Linked DNA regions of Homo sapiens: all the other regions are linked to region 1. A link is a contact called in ENCODE Hi-C or POLR2A ChIA-PET data. All regions are on one chromosome and are shown on one strand. Each heading gives the region's core, a stretch centred on a gene start or an enhancer-like site at or near the end of the contact. The rest is flanking DNA. Distances are from core to core; before and after follow the strand shown.

Region 1 (4,877 bases), core at 1-2,500:
CCCCGACTTCAGGACCCAGCCCCAAGCCCAGACCCTAGTCCCCCCTCAGACCGAAGACCTCAAGCGCCGACTCAGACTGCGCTCTGCACCTCGAGGACACTCACTTCCCAAATCGAGGCCGCCTCAGCCCCGCGCAGCCTCCAGGACCCCGCTCCCCACGGACGGCCCCGACGTAGCCCGGGCCGCGTCCCCAGAAGGCGCAGCTCGGGGATTCCCGGTCCCGGCGCCCGCTCCTCTATCCGCGCAGAGCCCTGGCCCATTGAGCATGCGCGGCCTCGCGAGGCCTGCTGGGAAATGTAGTTCTCCCACCCAGCCTCGCCACGCGGGGGCGCTGGGACAACTGCAGATGTTGGAGGGGAGTTCGAATCCCAGGCTTCCCGGCCCGCAGACTGCCCCGGCTGGCCCCAGGACCTGTTTGTTCTCCTGCAAAATAGGGTTAATAATCACTGCCTGGCTCTGGGGGCTGTGTTCATTATTCCAAAGGATGGCAGATGGGGAGAAGTGGGGTTGGGAAATATTAAAGAAGTGTGAGAGGTGGTTTCCTTGGGACCTTGAGGCACCGGAAGCGTCGTGGAGACCCTGTTAAAGACGGACTTTCGGTTTGGCTCACAGTAGGGAGACACATAGGTGCACCATGGATTTGGGGTCGGCCTGGGAACTTTACCTCCCTGAGAACTCAGTTTCCTCATTATAAGCTGGGGAAAAAATAGTACCTACCTCTCAATTGTGAGGATTAAATTAGATCAAGCGGGTTAAGGATTTAGCAGTAGTAGAGCTGGAAAAGAATATATAAAATATATATTATTAATTTATATATTATATATAAAACATACTATATATTATATGTATTATATATGTTATATATAATTTTAAAAATATAATGTTATAAAAATTAACAGTGATTAGACTCCAGCCCTACTGGAGTATATTAGACTCATTGTTAATCTTCTTTTTTTAACTTTAAAGCTTTGAATAATTACTCATTGGATGGAATCAGGAACATATAAAGTGTGATATTTTTAGTAAATGTTATGTAATTGAAGAAGGGCAAGAAGTCAATGAAATATCCCTTGAACGCCTCCTCCTATAGTAACTGTGTATGTCTACAAAAGTCTGAAGAAATCACCATAGATTATGAAAGCTTGGGAGACCGCATTTCCCAGACACCTCCACGGGGCCTACACTTCCACGGGGCCTACAACTCCCAAACACCCTTGGGCCACTGACGTCTTCCGGAAACGTGCACTTGCAAGCTGCCCGCAATACGTCATGGCGACCAAACGCCTTTTCGGGGCTACCCGGACGTGGGCCGGCTGGGGGGCCTGGGAGCTCCTAAACCCCGCCACTTCCGGAAGACTCCTGGCCCGGGATTATGCCAAGAAACCAGGTGAGCTGGGTTAAGAGGAACCAAATGGGGACGGTGGGTGCACTGAGGAATTGACAGTGCGCAGGCGGTGGTTGGGGAGGTGGTGCTAGAACTGATGCGCAAGCGCAGAGAGGCGGATGCCAGGCTGTATGCGCAGGCGCAGTTTGAGGGACCCAGCGCCGCTTGGAGCTCGGGCGTCTGGCTCGGAGATACTGTAGCGATTGGACCCAGGGCGCAGGCGCCAGCTTGGGGCGGAGCGGCCTGGGAGGAGGATGTGGTTACGTGGAGACCACGCGTTTCACTGCGCAGGCGCGGGTTGGAAAGGATTTGAAGGGAGTCTGGGGAGGTCATGAACTTGGGTTCCAGTTCTGTTTCTCTGCCTGCCTCCAAATCGCTGGGTAACCTTGGCCAAGACGTTACCAAACATTCAAAGAAATTATGGAGCCCGTTTAATTGGCCACTTCAGCAAGAACAAAACAAGGTTATTAAGGTTTAGCTGGATACAGCCTTGCCTGATCTCCTTTGTTGAAAGGGGGAAATTGTCCAATGTTCGGCCTTAAAGACAGACACATAGCAGACAAAATATAACTTGAATGACTTGGTCATTCCAAGCATCGGTGTTACTTAATGCTATGTCCAAATCCCACTTAAAGTTACTTAATGCTGTGTCCAAATCCCACTTAAAGTGATTTCGAGGCCAGGCATGATGGCTCACACCTTTATTCCCGGCACTTTGGGAAGCCAAGGAGGGAGGATCGATTGCTTGAACCCAGGAGTTCGAGACCAGCCTGGGCAACATAGCAGGACCCTGTTTGTATAAAAAAAAAAAAAAATTGCCTGGCGCGGTAGCTCACGCCTGTAATCCCAGCACTTTGGGAGGCTGATGCAGGTGGATCACAAGGTCAGGAATTCAAGATCAGCCTGACCAACATGGTGAAACCCTAGCTCTACTAAAAATACAAAAATTAGTGGGGCATGGTGGCACATGTCTGTAATCCCAGCTACTCAGGAGGCTGAGGCAGGAGAACTGCTTGAACCCAGGAGGCGGAGGTTGCAGTGAGCCGAGATCACGCCACTGCACTCCAGCCTGGGCGACACAGTGAGACTCTGTCTCAAAATAAATAAATAAATAAATAAAAATAAAAATAAGCGGGGCATGGTGGCTCACAACTGTGATCTCAGCTACTTGGGAGGCTGAGGCAGAAGGATCACTTGAGCCTGGGAGTTTGAGGCTGCAGTGAGCCATGATTGTGCCCCTGCCCTCCAGCCTGGGCTTTTATTTTTTATTTTTTTATTTTCTTCAGACGGAGTCTCGCTCTGTCGCCCAGGCTGGAGTGTGCAGTGGCGCAATCTTGGCTCACTGCAAGCTCCGCCTCCTGGGTTCACGCCATTCTCCTGCCTCAGCCTCCCAAGTAGCTGGGACCACAGGTGCCCACCACCATGCCCGGCTAATGTTTTTGTATTTTTAGTAGAGATGGAATTTCACCATGTTAGCCAGGATGGTCTCAACCTCCTGACCTCGTGATCCGCCCACCTTGGCCTCCCAAAGAGCTGGGATTACAGGCGTGAGCCGCCGCGCCCGGCCGGGCTGTCTTTATTTTTTAATTTTTTAGATTTTTTATTTTTTTGAGATGGAATCTTGCTCTGTAACCTAGGCTGGAGTGCAGCGATGCGATCTCAGCTCACTGCAACCTCCGCCTCCCGGGTTCAAGTGATTCTCCTGCCTCAGCCTCCCGAGTAGCTGGGATCACAGGCATATGCCACCATGCCCAGCTAATTTTTTTTTTTGTATTTTTAGTAGAGACAAGTTTTCACCATGTTGGCCAGGCTGGTCTTAAACTCACCTGACCTCAGGTGATCTTCCCACCTCGGCCTCCCAGAGTGCTGGGATTACAGGCATGAGCCACTATGCCTGGCTGAGACCCTGTCTTTAAAAAAAAGTTTTGAGTGGCCGGGCGCGGTGGCTCACGCCTGTAATCCCAACACTTTGGGAGGCCAAGGTGGGCAGATCACGAGGTCAGGAGATCGAGACCATCCTGGCTAACACGGTGAAACCCCGTCTCTACTAAAAATACAAAAAATTAGCTGGGCGTGGTGGTGGGCGCCTGTAGTCCCAGCTACTTGGGAGGCTGAGGCAGGAGAATGGCTTGAACCCGGGAGGCGGAGCTTGCAGTGAGCTGAGACTGCGCCACTGCACTCCACCTGGGCAACAGAGCGAGACTCCGTCTCAAAAAAAAAAAAAAAGAAAGTTTTGAGTGTAGCAGAGTCCAGCCAGGGGCAGAGGCCACCTGAGACAGGGTTCTGTGAGAGAAGTTTGGCTTCCAGAGGAGGGGCTGGGCTGAAATGACTCTCCCTCTCGTCTCCCCAGTTATGAAGGGGGCCAAATCGGGAAAAGGTGCAGTGACCAGCGAGGCCCTCAAGGACCCCGACGTATGCACAGATCCTGTCCAGCTCACCACATATGCCATGGGCGTCAACATCTACAAGGAAGGGCAGGATGTACCCCTGAAACCGGATGCTGAGTACCCTGAATGGTGAGTAGGCCAGGCTGTGTCATCCTGCAATGACTATTCCTTCCTCCGCCCCAGGAGGACCCCTTCCCGGAGAGGCGGATCGCCACTCCAGCCGGAGCCTAATAGTCACACCTACCCATCCTGGCTTTAGGGCAGGGGGCTTCAGGGCTCTGCCCATCTGTAATGGGGTGATGGGACCCATCCCTCCCTCAGAGGGCTGTGAGGAATTCATGAGATTAGAACACATGTCAAGTACCTAAAACAATGCTTTATCTTAAGCAAATACTTAAAAAAAATTTTTTTTCAGGCTGGGCGCCGTGGCTCACACCTGTAATCCCAGCACTTTGGGAGGCAAGGCGTTTGGATCACCTGAGGTCAGGAGTTCGAGACCAGCCTGGCCAACATGGTGAAACCTCGTCTCTACTAAAAATATAAAAATTAGCCGGGTGTGGTGGCACATTCCTGTAGTCCCAGTTACTTGGGAGGCTGAGGCACGAGAATTGCTTGAGCCTGGGAGGCAGAGGTTGCAGTGAGCTGAGATCACGCCATTGTACTCCAGCCTGGGCAACAGAGTGAGACTTGGTCTCAAAAAAAAAAAAAAAAATTTTTTTTTTTCTTCTATATGGAGTCTTGCTCTGTCACCCAGTGTGGAATGCAGTCATGTGGTCTTGGCTCACTGCAACCTCTGCCTCCTGGGTTCAAGCGGTTCTCCTGCCTCAGCCTTCAGAGTAGCTGGGATTACAGGCATGCGCCACCATGCCTGGCTAATTTTTTTTTTTTTTTGAGATGGAGTTTTGCTCTTGTCGCCCAGGCTGGAGTGCAGTGGTGTGATCTTGGCTCACTGCAACCTCCACCTCCCAGTGTTCCAATGATTCTCCTGCCTCAGCCTCCCGAGTAGCTGGGATTACAGGTGCCCGCCGTCACACCCAGCTAATTTTTGTATTTTTAGTAGAGACAGGGTTTCACCATGTTTGCCAGGCTAGTCTCGAACTCCTGAT
Region 2 (4,877 bases), core at 1,260-3,759, 1.3 Mb before region 1:
CCTGCTGTGGCCCCACACACAAGTAAGAGGTGGGTATTATAATTACACCCATTCCAAAGGCGAGGGCACTGAGACCCAGAGAGGGTAAGCGACTAGCCCAAGGTCACACAGAGGGTAAGTGGCTCCCAGAAATGACCCGACCCCCTCAACAAGCAGCTCTTCTCCCAGAAGCCCACCACGTCCTCTGATCTCCAGATGGGCGAGTGGGGACTGGGCGCTGCAAATCCCGACTTCGGCACCCAGCTCTCCCAACAGGACACTGGGGCCTAGGGACCCCAGGACCCCAACCCATGGCAGGAATCAAGTGGGTGCTCCTGCCTGCCCCCCGTTCTGGAGTCCTGTCCTTGGATTGGGCATGGCCAGTGGGAGGGACAAAGAGCCTCCCCAGGGTTAGGTTGGGGGGCAGGACAGATTGCACCCAGACCCCAAGACACCCCGACCTCATGTCCCCTTGGTGGGCAGACTTTCCCGCCTCTTCTCCTTCAGTCTGCACTGAAGCCTCGGGGCCCATTCAGAACCTCAACACTTTCCACCGGACCCAAGATCCCAACTCTCACCCTTCCTTCATATTCTCTTGGGGGCAGAACCTGCCAGACCACCGCTGACACCAGGGCACAAATAAGGGACTCCCAAATTTCCCGTGGGACCCCAAGGTATCAGAACCTCTCCCTCGGCCCCCTACCCACCCTGGGCCTGGTGAGAGATGAGGGGCCTAATTCCCACCCCAGTCACCAATCTCTTCTGGATTCATCAGGGAACTCGCTAAAGCTCCAGGGAGAACTGAGACCACGTGACTCACCCCAGAGACTCCAGGGAGACCCCCCACACACCCCATCTTGGGCCTCCTCAGAGGGCCTGGGCCCCCCAGTCTCCTTGGAGCCCAGAGACCACCCCCATTCCACCCCAGATACCCCAATACCCAGCTTCATCCCCAGAGACTCCCACTCACACCCCCTCAGTTGGGGGGGGTCCGCCAAGTCTCCTTGGAATCCTCTGAGGGACGAGGCATATGGGGGGCTGCAGCCCAATACTCAGGGAGCCCCCAAATCCCCAGGACCTCTCTTTGGTGGGGAGCCCTAGTCTGTAACCCCCATGGCCCCAAAATGCACCTCTCACGGAAGGGTCCCCAGAGCTAGCTGGAGGCCCCTCTGCAGCCCTCACTCAGGACACGGAAGATCTCCTGGGACCCCCTCCATAGGTGGGGCATTCCTGGTCTGCACTTTTCACTCAGTGCCCTAGAAACCCCCTGGAGGTCCCCAAGAGAATGGGCCACTCCGGTCTGCACCCCTCCCAAGGGGTCCCCCAAGATCTCGGAAACTGCGGTGGGCAGGGCCTGCCCAGGTGGCACCCCTCACTCAGGGTCTCCCCCTGGAGATCCCCGAGGCCAGGCTGACCCCACCCCTGCTCAGGGTCCCCCGTGATCGCGTACTCCGCGGTGGGCTGGGCCTGGCCGAGCTGCACCCCTCACTCAGGGACCCCTTGAAACCCCCTGGAGACCCCCAAGCCGGGACCCTTCCCGGTCTGCACCCCTGCCCAGGGTCCCCGCGATCGCGCACCCCGCGGTGGCCAGGACCTGCACCCTTCATCCAGGAGCCCCCCGCAAACCCCCTGGAGACCCCAAGCCGGGAGTCGTTCAGAGTCCCCCGCGATCGCGCGCCCCGTGGTGGGCGGGGCCTGGCCGAGTAGCACCTTTCACTCAGGGACTCTCCGAAACGCGGCGGAGATCCCCGAGGCCGGACTGTCCCCGTCTGCATCCCAGCTCAGGGTTCCCCGCGACTGGGAGCCCCGCAGTGGGCTGGGCCTAGCCGAGCAGCACCCCTCACTCAGAAGCCCCCAAACCTCCTGGAGACCCCCGAGCCGGAGCCTGTCCCCGTCTGCACCCCCGCCCAGGGTCCCCGCGATCACGCACCCCGCGGTGGGCGGGGCCTGGCCGAACTGCACCGCTCACTCAGGGGCCCCTCGAAACCCCCTGGAGACCCTCGAGACCCGGGCCCGTCCCTGTCTGCACCCAGGGTCCCAGCGATTGCCCACCCCGCGGTGGGAGGGACCTGGCCGAGCTGCACCCCTCACTCAGGGGCCCCCCGAAACCCCGCGGAAACCCCCGAAGCCGGGGCCCGTCCCCGTCTGCACCCCCGCCCAGGGTCCCCGCGATCGCGCGCCCCGCGGTGGGCGGGGCCTGCCGGCTGCACCCCCGCCCGGCCCCTAAGCCCCGGCGCCCACCTCGCGCGTGGTCACCTCCTCCTTCTCTGAGATCTTGAGCAGGAGCCGGTCGTTCTCCAGCTCCAGCGCGCGGACGCGGTCGATGTAGTGCGCCAGGCGGTCGTTGAGCTCGCGCAGCTCCTCCTTCTCCTGCAGCCGCGACAGGCGCGTGGGCGACAGCGGCGTGGCGGGCCCGCCCGCGCGGCCGGGCAGCGGCGTGGCCATGGTGGCGGCGGCTCGCGGCCTGCGCTGCTCCCGACGGCGGCCCGGGCTCGGCGGGCTCATTCAATCCGCGCCGCCGGCTGCAAGATGGCGCCGCGCCGCGCCGCGCCCGCCGCCCGCCGCGGCGGGGCAGCCTGGGACTGGTAGTCCGACCGCCGGGCGCGCGCGGGGCACGCCGGAAGTTGAAGTCTCCGTCCAGCTCTCGCTTCGCAGAGGCGCTGACTCCAGAGACAGACTTCCTGGCTGCAAACTCCCAGCTCCGCCACGAGGAAACAGCGTTGGGTTGCTTTCTAGTACCTGTTTCCCCACTTAGAGAACCTCAAAACGTGTTCAAAGAACCAGACACAAAAGGCCATATAGGGCCGGGCGTGGTGGCTCACGCCTGTAATCCCAGCACTTTGGGAGGCCAAGGCCGGTGGATCACTTGAGAAAAGAATTTCGAGATCAGCCTGGACCACATAGGGAGACCCCCCCACACCATCTCTACTACGGAGGCGCGCGCCGGTAATCCCAGCTACTTGGGAGGCTGAGGCAGGAGAATCTCTTGAACTTGGGACGTGGAGGTTGCAGTAAGCCAAGATCGCGGCACTGCACTCCAGCCTGGGCAACAATGAGAAACTTTGTCTCAAAAAAAAAAAAAAAAAAAAAAAAAAGCCATATAGTGTACAATGCCACTGATATAAAATGTCCAGAAGAGGCTGTCAAGGAGTATGAATTTCAACAAATTGAGTTTAATGATCTCATTGGCTCTTATTAGCAATTCATGAATTGGATAGCATTCAATCTATTAAATAGGCACTCCAATGAGCTGAGCAGAGAGGATGGGCATTCTGCATTACAGGCAGAAAAGGCTGAAGAAAGGAGAAATAAGAATTAAAATAAAAGCCAGGCCAGGTACAGTGGTTTGCTCACGCCTGTAATGCCAGCACTTTGGGAGGCGGAGGTGGGAGGATAGCCTGAGCCCAGGAGTTTGAGACTGGCCTGGGCAACATAGCAAGACCCCATTTCTAAAAATAAAAATAAAAAAATTAGCCAGGTGCAGTGGCTCACACCTGTATTCCCAGCACTTTAGGAGGCCAAGCCGGGCAGATCATGAGGTCAGGAGTTCGAGACCAGCCTGACCAATATGGTGAAATCCCGTCTCTACTAAAAATACAAAAATTAGCCAGGCATGGTGGCACATGCCTGTAGTCTCAGCTACTCGGGAAGCTGAGGCAGGAGAATTGCTTTAACCCGGGAGGCGGAGGTTGCAGGGAGCCAAGATTGAACCACTGCACTCCAGCCTAGGCAACAGAGTAAGACTCCACCTCAAAAAAAAAAAAAAAAAAAAATTAGCTGGGCGCCTATAGTCCTAGGTATTTGGGAGGCTAAGGTGGCAGGATTGTTTGAGCAAGAGAGGTCAAGGTTGCAGTGAGCCCTGATCACATCACTGCATTCCAGCCTGGGTGACAGAGTGAGAGTTTGTCTCAAAAAAAGTAAAAATAAAAATACGAAATAAAAACCAATTGGTTGTTTCAAAGTTACTTTTTTCATAGGGTCTGTTTTAACCCCCTCTATTTTGAGGGTACTTCCCTATCAGGTTAACCGGTCCCCTTTGGCTTGGTGGCTGTGAATGTTTTTTTTTGAAAACCTGCACCCTTTAAAGTTCAGTTTGAGGCCAGGTACGGGTGGCTCTCACCTGTAATCTCAGCACTTTGGGAGGCTGAGATGGGGAGATCGCTTAAGCCTAGGAGTTTGAGAACATCCTGGGCAACATAGTGAGACTCTGTCTCCAAAAAAAAAAATTTTTTTTTTTTGGAGACAGAGTCTTGCTCTTGTCACCCAGGCTGGAGTGCAATGGCATGATCTCGGCTCACTGCAACCTCCACCTCCTGGGTTCAAGCAATTCTCTGCCTCCCGAGTAGCTGGGATTACAGGCACCCGCCACCATGCCCAGCTAATGTTTGTATTTTTAGTAGAGACCTGGTTTCACCATCTTGGCCAGGCTGGTCCTGAACTCCTGACCTCGTGATCCACCCACCTCGACCTCCCAAAGTGCTGCAGTTACAGGCGTGAGCCACGGCACCCAGCCAAAAAAATTTTTAATAATTAGCCACATGTGCTGGCACACACCTGTAGTCCCAGCTCCTCGGGAGGCTGAGGCAGGAGAATGGCTTGCATCCAGGAGTTCAAGTCTGCAGTCAGCCATGATTGCGCCACTGCACTCCAGTGTGGGCAACGGAGCGAGACCCTATTTCAAAAAATAAAAAAAATAAAAGATCAGTTTGACTACGTGGTACCTGGCACTAGTGACTCCATTCCAATTTTATCTGGTCTGCTGGGGACTAGAGACCCCATTGTCTAAAACAATGGCCTGCCATACATTTTATTTAACAAGGCCAGGCGCGGTGGCTCATGCCTGTAATCTCAGCACTTTGGGAGGCCGAGGCGGGCAGACCACCTGAGGCCAGGAGTTC
Region 3 (4,877 bases), core at 1,297-3,796, 1.0 Mb before region 1:
AATGGTGCAATCTCCGCTCACTGCAACCTCCGCTTCCTGGATTCAAGCAATTCTCCTGCCTAGTAGCTGGGATTACAGACACGCGCCACCACTCCCAGCTAATTTTTTTTGTATTTGTAGTAGAGACGAGGTTTCATCATGTTGGCCAGGCTGGTCTCGAACTCCTGACCTCGTGATCCGCCTGCCTCGGCCTCCCAAAGTGCTAGGATTATAGGCGTGAGCCACTGCACCTGGCCAGTTCTTCAGTTTTGGAACTCGGACTGGCTCTCTTTGCTCCTCAATCTGCAGACAATGTATTGTGAGACCCTGTAATCGTGTGCAATTAATACTTAATAAACTTCCCTTTATATATATAACTATTCCATTAGTTCTGTCCCTCTAGAGAACCCTGACTAATACACTGTCTCAAAAAAAGAAAAAAGTTCATCAAAATTAAAAAAAATCCAGGCTGGGTGTAGTGGCTCACACCTGCAATCCCAGAACTTTGGGAGGCCGAGGTGGGTGGATCACCTGAGGTCAGGAATTCGAGACCAGCCTGGACAACATGGTGAAACGCCGTCTCTACCAAAAATACAAAAATTAGCCGGCCGTGGTGGCAGGCACCTGTAATCCCAGCTACTCTGGAGGCTGAGGCAAGAGAATCGCTTGAACCCAGGAGGCAGAGGTTGCAGTGAGCCAAGATGGCACCACCGCACTCCAGGCTGGGCAACAAGAGCAAAACTCCATCTCAAAAAAAAAAAAAAAAAAAAACTAAATAAAATACAAAATTCCGCTCCTCAGTCTCCCTGGCCATATTTCAAGCGCTCAGTAGTCACACAAGCCTACTTGACTTCTGTGGTTACCGTATTTGACAGCAAAGGGAACACTCTCATCACTGCAGAACATGCTATTGGATGGTGGTGGTCCATGGCTTCCCCATGCCCCGAAATAAAGTCTAAACTCTGTACCCTGAGGCTGAAGCTCTGCATGACAAGCTCCTGCCTCGCCTCGGCCCTCACTGGTCCTTTCTGTGCCAAGCTTGCTCGTGCCTCAGGACCTCTGCATGGGTTCTCCTCTCTCCACCTGGAACACTGCTCTCTTTCCCCTGACCTTCCAGCGAGGCCTCCTTCTTCTTTCTTGCTTCTCTGCATCCAGGACCCCTCAAAAGGGCCTCCCTCGGTTGGGAGTGGTGGCTCACACCTGTAATCTCAGCACTTTGGGAGGCTGAGGTGGGCAGATCACCTGAGGTCGAGAGTTCGAGACCAGCACCTGAGGTCGAGAGTTCAAGACCAGCCTGGCCAACACAGTGAAACACTGTCTCTACTAAAAATACAAAAATTAGCTGGGTGTGGTAGTGGGCACCTGTAATCCCAGCTACTTGGGAGGCTGAGGCAGGAGAATCACTTGAACCCAGGAGGTGGAGGTTGCAGTGAGCCAAGATCAAGCCATTGCACTCCAGCCTGGGTGACAGAGTAAGACTCTGTCTCAAAAAAAAAAAAAATTAGCTGGGCATGGTGGTACGTGCCTGTAATCCCAGTTACTCGGGAGGCTGAGGCAGGAGAATTGCTTCAACCCAGGAGGTGGAGCTTGCAGTGAGCCGAGATCGCGCCATTGTACTCCAGCCTGGGCTGCAGAGCAAGACTCCGTCTCAAAAAAAAAAAAAAAAAAAAAAAAAGGGCCTCCCTCTCTGCCCCTGGCTGACTCCTGCCCTAAACCATATCCCTGTACCCGCCGGAAGGCCTGCTGCAGAACAGATACTCAAAAACCGCTGGCTGAACACATGGACGAGGGGAAGCGTGTGGCCACTGATAAGGGCCGCATTTTACCTGATGCAATGGGCCAAAGTGAAGTCGGTTTCACCCTGGACCCCAAAATGTCACCGTTCTTAGGAGGAATCTCAGCTCCTCCCCTGTCCTTGAGTTTTCCCCAACTGGGTTTTCTCCCCCACCATCAGCCCCAAGCGCCTCATGGCCCCGCTACCTCACTGCATTCAGGTCTTCGGGTCACTGCTCAGATGTCTCCACTCAGAGCTCTCCCCGCCCCCTTCCCTGGTGTTATTTTCTTTTATTTTGTGCTACAGAGGGAGCTAGGAATTACATTATTTTAAGTCATTTAAAGTCGTCCCTCCCCCCCGGCGGTGAGCTGGGCGGGACCAGGCTGTCTGTCTTGCTCAGGGCCAGCTGCACCCAGCGCAGAGCCACCCAGGCACACAGTAGGCGCCCAATAAAGACCTGTCCGGCATCTGGATACCTCAGTCTGTACAGTGAAGGTGAGGGTGGCCTGCACGCTCTCAAACCGGAGGCTGCTCGGGCCGGGATGAGGAGGGCACGGGCTCATTCATTCAATCAGCACTTATTGAGCGCCTTCTGTGTGCCTCGCGCTACCGGGCACCGGAGACGGGCCTCGGCTAACGTGCGGGTAGAGTCCAACAGACCCCCGGCCGCTCAGCGCCGCCCCGCCCCGCCGCCCCAGGTCCTCTCTCTGCCCGCACCTACCTCCCGGGGGCCCCTCGTCCGCCGACTGGCGCCGCTGCACGCCCAACGGCCGCGCAGTCTCGACCCCACAGACGCGGCCCGGAGAGGCCCCGCTCGGCGCGGCTGGTCCACGCCCCGCCCACGCCCCTGCCCATTGGCCTCCCCGAGACCCGCTGGCAGAACTTTCCATACTATTGGCTGCGAAACCTGCCACTCATATGCGACTCCACCTCTCCTACCGGCACAGGAAAGGGGTTTCCTCCCGCTGAGCGGCGGGCGCAGCCACCAAGCGGCCCCGGCGGGAAACCCGGATTGGCGAGGAACGGTTCCGGCAGGGTTGGGTTTCCAGAGCTGTCCAGGGGCGCCTGGTGCTGAATCCCGCTTGGAAAGAGGCTTGGAGGTGGATGGGAAGGGATTTCCAACGGAGGCGGCTCCTCTCTCAGCGTCCTCGCTGCTGATCCCCTTACCGACGGCTGAAGAAGCAGATTCATCCCTTCAACAAATCTCTGTTGATAGGCAGGAGGAGTAAGTCCAAGAGATCGACTGTACATCATGGTGGCTACAGCTCGTAACAATGCATTGCATACTGCAAAATTGCTAAGAAAGTAGATGTTACATGTTCAAACCATGAAAAAATAAGTATAGGAGGTAACGCGTAAGTTAAAAACCAAATCTTGGCAGGGCGCAGTGGCTCACACTTGTAATCTCAGCACTTTAAGAGACCGAGGCGGGAGGATCGCTTGAGTCCAGGAGTTCAAGGCCAGCCTGGGCAGCATAGTGAGACCCCATCTCTAAAAAAAAAAAAAAGGTTTTTTTTGAGACAGAGTCTCGCTCTTGTCACTCAGGCTGGAGTGCAATGGCGCGATCTTGGCTCACTGCAACTTCCGACTCCCGTGTTCAAGCGATTCTCCTGCCTCAGCCTCCCGAGTAGCTGGGATTATAGGCGTGTGCCACTATGCCGGCTAATTTTTGTGTTTTTAGTAGAGACGGGGTTTCACCATGTTGGCCAGGCTGGTCTTGAACTCCTGACCTCAGGTGATCCTCTTACCTTGGCCTCCCAAAGTGCTGGGATTACAGGCATGAGCCACTGCGCTTGGCCTGATGACTTGATTCTAACAAATAGAAAATGGCAAATGAATGGGATGTCATTCTGCGATTAGGCTATGAGAGATTGTGACTTCTGTTTTGCCAGCAGAGCCTGTCTCTCGCCTTCTCAGCCTACGTGTCTTGACAAAGCAAGCTAAGATGCTGGAGAGATCCAGAGGGAAAGGAACTGAGGGTGTCCTCCAGCCAACAGTCAGCAAGGCAATGAGACCCTCAGCACAAGCGTCCATAAGGAACCAAATGCTACCAACAGCCATGAACGTGATCATGGAAGAGGGTCCTGCCCCAGTTGAGCCTTTGGATGACTGCTTCACTTCAATTGCAGCCTTTGAAACACCCTAAAACAGGGCTGCATGTGGTAGCTCATGCCTATAATCCCAGCACTTTGGAAGGCCGAGGTAGGCAGGTCACTTAAAGTCAGGAGTTTGAGACTAGCCTGGCCAACACGGCAAAACCCCATCTCTACTAAAAATACCAAAATTAGCCAGGCATGGTGGCGGGCACCTGTAGTCCCAGCTACTAAGGAGGCTGAGGCATCAGAATCACTTGGACCCAGGAGGCAGAGGTGACAGCGAGCTGAAATCATTACCATTACACTCCAGCCTGGGCAACAGAGTGAGACCCTGTCTCAAAAGAAAAAAAAAGAAGAAGAAGAAGAAGAAAGAAAGAAAAACAAAGACCCTGAAAACAGAAGACCCATATGAACTGCATCTGAATTCCTCACCCACAGAAACTGAGATAACACATGCTGTTCTAGCCACTTAGTTTTGTGTTTGTTTGCTTGTATTTTGAGACAGGGTCCTGCCCCATCACCCAGGCTGGAGTGCAGTGGTGCAATCACAGCTCACTGCAGCCATGACCTCCTGGGCTCAAGCAGTCCTCCCACCTCAGCCTCCCGAGTAGCTGGGAGCATGTGCCACCATGCCCAGCTAATTTTTTACCTAATGTCACACAGGCCAGTCTTGAACTCCTGGATTCAGGAAACCCTCCCACCTCAGCCTCCCAAAGTGCTGAGATTACAGGCATGAGCCACAATGCCTGCTGGCACTAAGTTTGGGGGAAAATTTGTCATATGGCAGTAGGTAACTAATACACATACATACTAGAAAAACTATAGGTTGTACTAAGTTCTGTGAAGAAAGAATGAGAGAGACTTCTGTGCAGGAATTAGCCAAGTCAAATGTACTGAGAAGGCCAGGTGTGGTGGCTCACACCTATAATCCCAGCACTTTGGGAGGCTGAGGTGGGTGGATCACTTGAGGTCAGGAGTTCAAGACCAGCCTGGCCAACATGGTGAAACCCTGTCTGTACCAAAAATAT

Evidence for each region. A loop is a pair of places that touch in the nucleus more often than their neighbours do. ChIA-PET counts read pairs that join two places held with the same protein, here RNA polymerase II (POLR2A). Pooled maps may share reads with other maps.
Region 2: a map of CD8-positive, alpha-beta T cell shows a loop between it and region 1 (13-fold over the local background). The contact joins the promoter of LMNB2 here to the promoter of MRPL54 in region 1. A Hi-C loop is called at or near these places in 1 of 168 maps with a recorded cell type or tissue (CD8-positive, alpha-beta T cell) and 3 of 50 pooled maps. POLR2A ChIA-PET finds 5 or more read pairs at or near these places in 1 of 52 experiments (activated B cell).
Region 3: a map of gastrocnemius medialis shows a loop between it and region 1 (6-fold over the local background). The contact joins the promoter of SLC39A3 here to the promoter of MRPL54 in region 1. A Hi-C loop is called at or near these places in 1 of 168 maps with a recorded cell type or tissue (gastrocnemius medialis), 1 of 37 single-sample maps with no recorded cell type and 3 of 50 pooled maps.

What each region holds. Positions count from the first base shown.
Region 1 is chr19:3,761,432-3,766,308 of GRCh38, forward strand. MRPL54 (mitochondrial ribosomal protein L54) reads left to right here and starts at 1,251. Exons shown (of 3, transcript NM_172251.3): 1 at 1,251-1,387; 2 at 3,735-3,900. The coding sequence starts at 1,270. It overlaps APBA3 (amyloid beta precursor protein binding family A member 3), which reads right to left and starts at 261. Exons shown (of 11, transcript NM_004886.4): 1 at 105-261. It overlaps LOC105372248 (a long non-coding RNA gene), which reads right to left and starts at 1,209. Exons shown (of 3, transcript XR_936268.1): 1 at 1,127-1,209; 2 at 718-775; 3 at 323-423. RefSeq lists a silencer at 146-463 and an enhancer at 1,125-1,614.
Region 2 is chr19:2,454,450-2,459,326 of GRCh38, forward strand. It overlaps LMNB2 (lamin B2), which reads right to left and starts at 2,510. Exons shown (of 12, transcript NM_032737.4): 1 at 2,221-2,510. The coding sequence starts at 2,484. LINC01775 (long intergenic non-protein coding RNA 1775) reads right to left here. Exons shown (of 2, transcript NR_134931.1): 2 at 4,488-4,651. RefSeq lists enhancers at 1-529, 530-1,238 and silencers at 1,499-1,678, 1,909-1,998, 2,059-2,308, 2,429-2,608.
Region 3 is chr19:2,737,471-2,742,347 of GRCh38, forward strand. SLC39A3 (solute carrier family 39 member 3) reads right to left here and starts at 2,547. Exons shown (of 3, transcript NM_144564.5): 1 at 2,475-2,547. RefSeq lists silencers at 1,643-1,910, 2,319-2,718 and enhancers at 2,029-2,078, 2,779-2,828.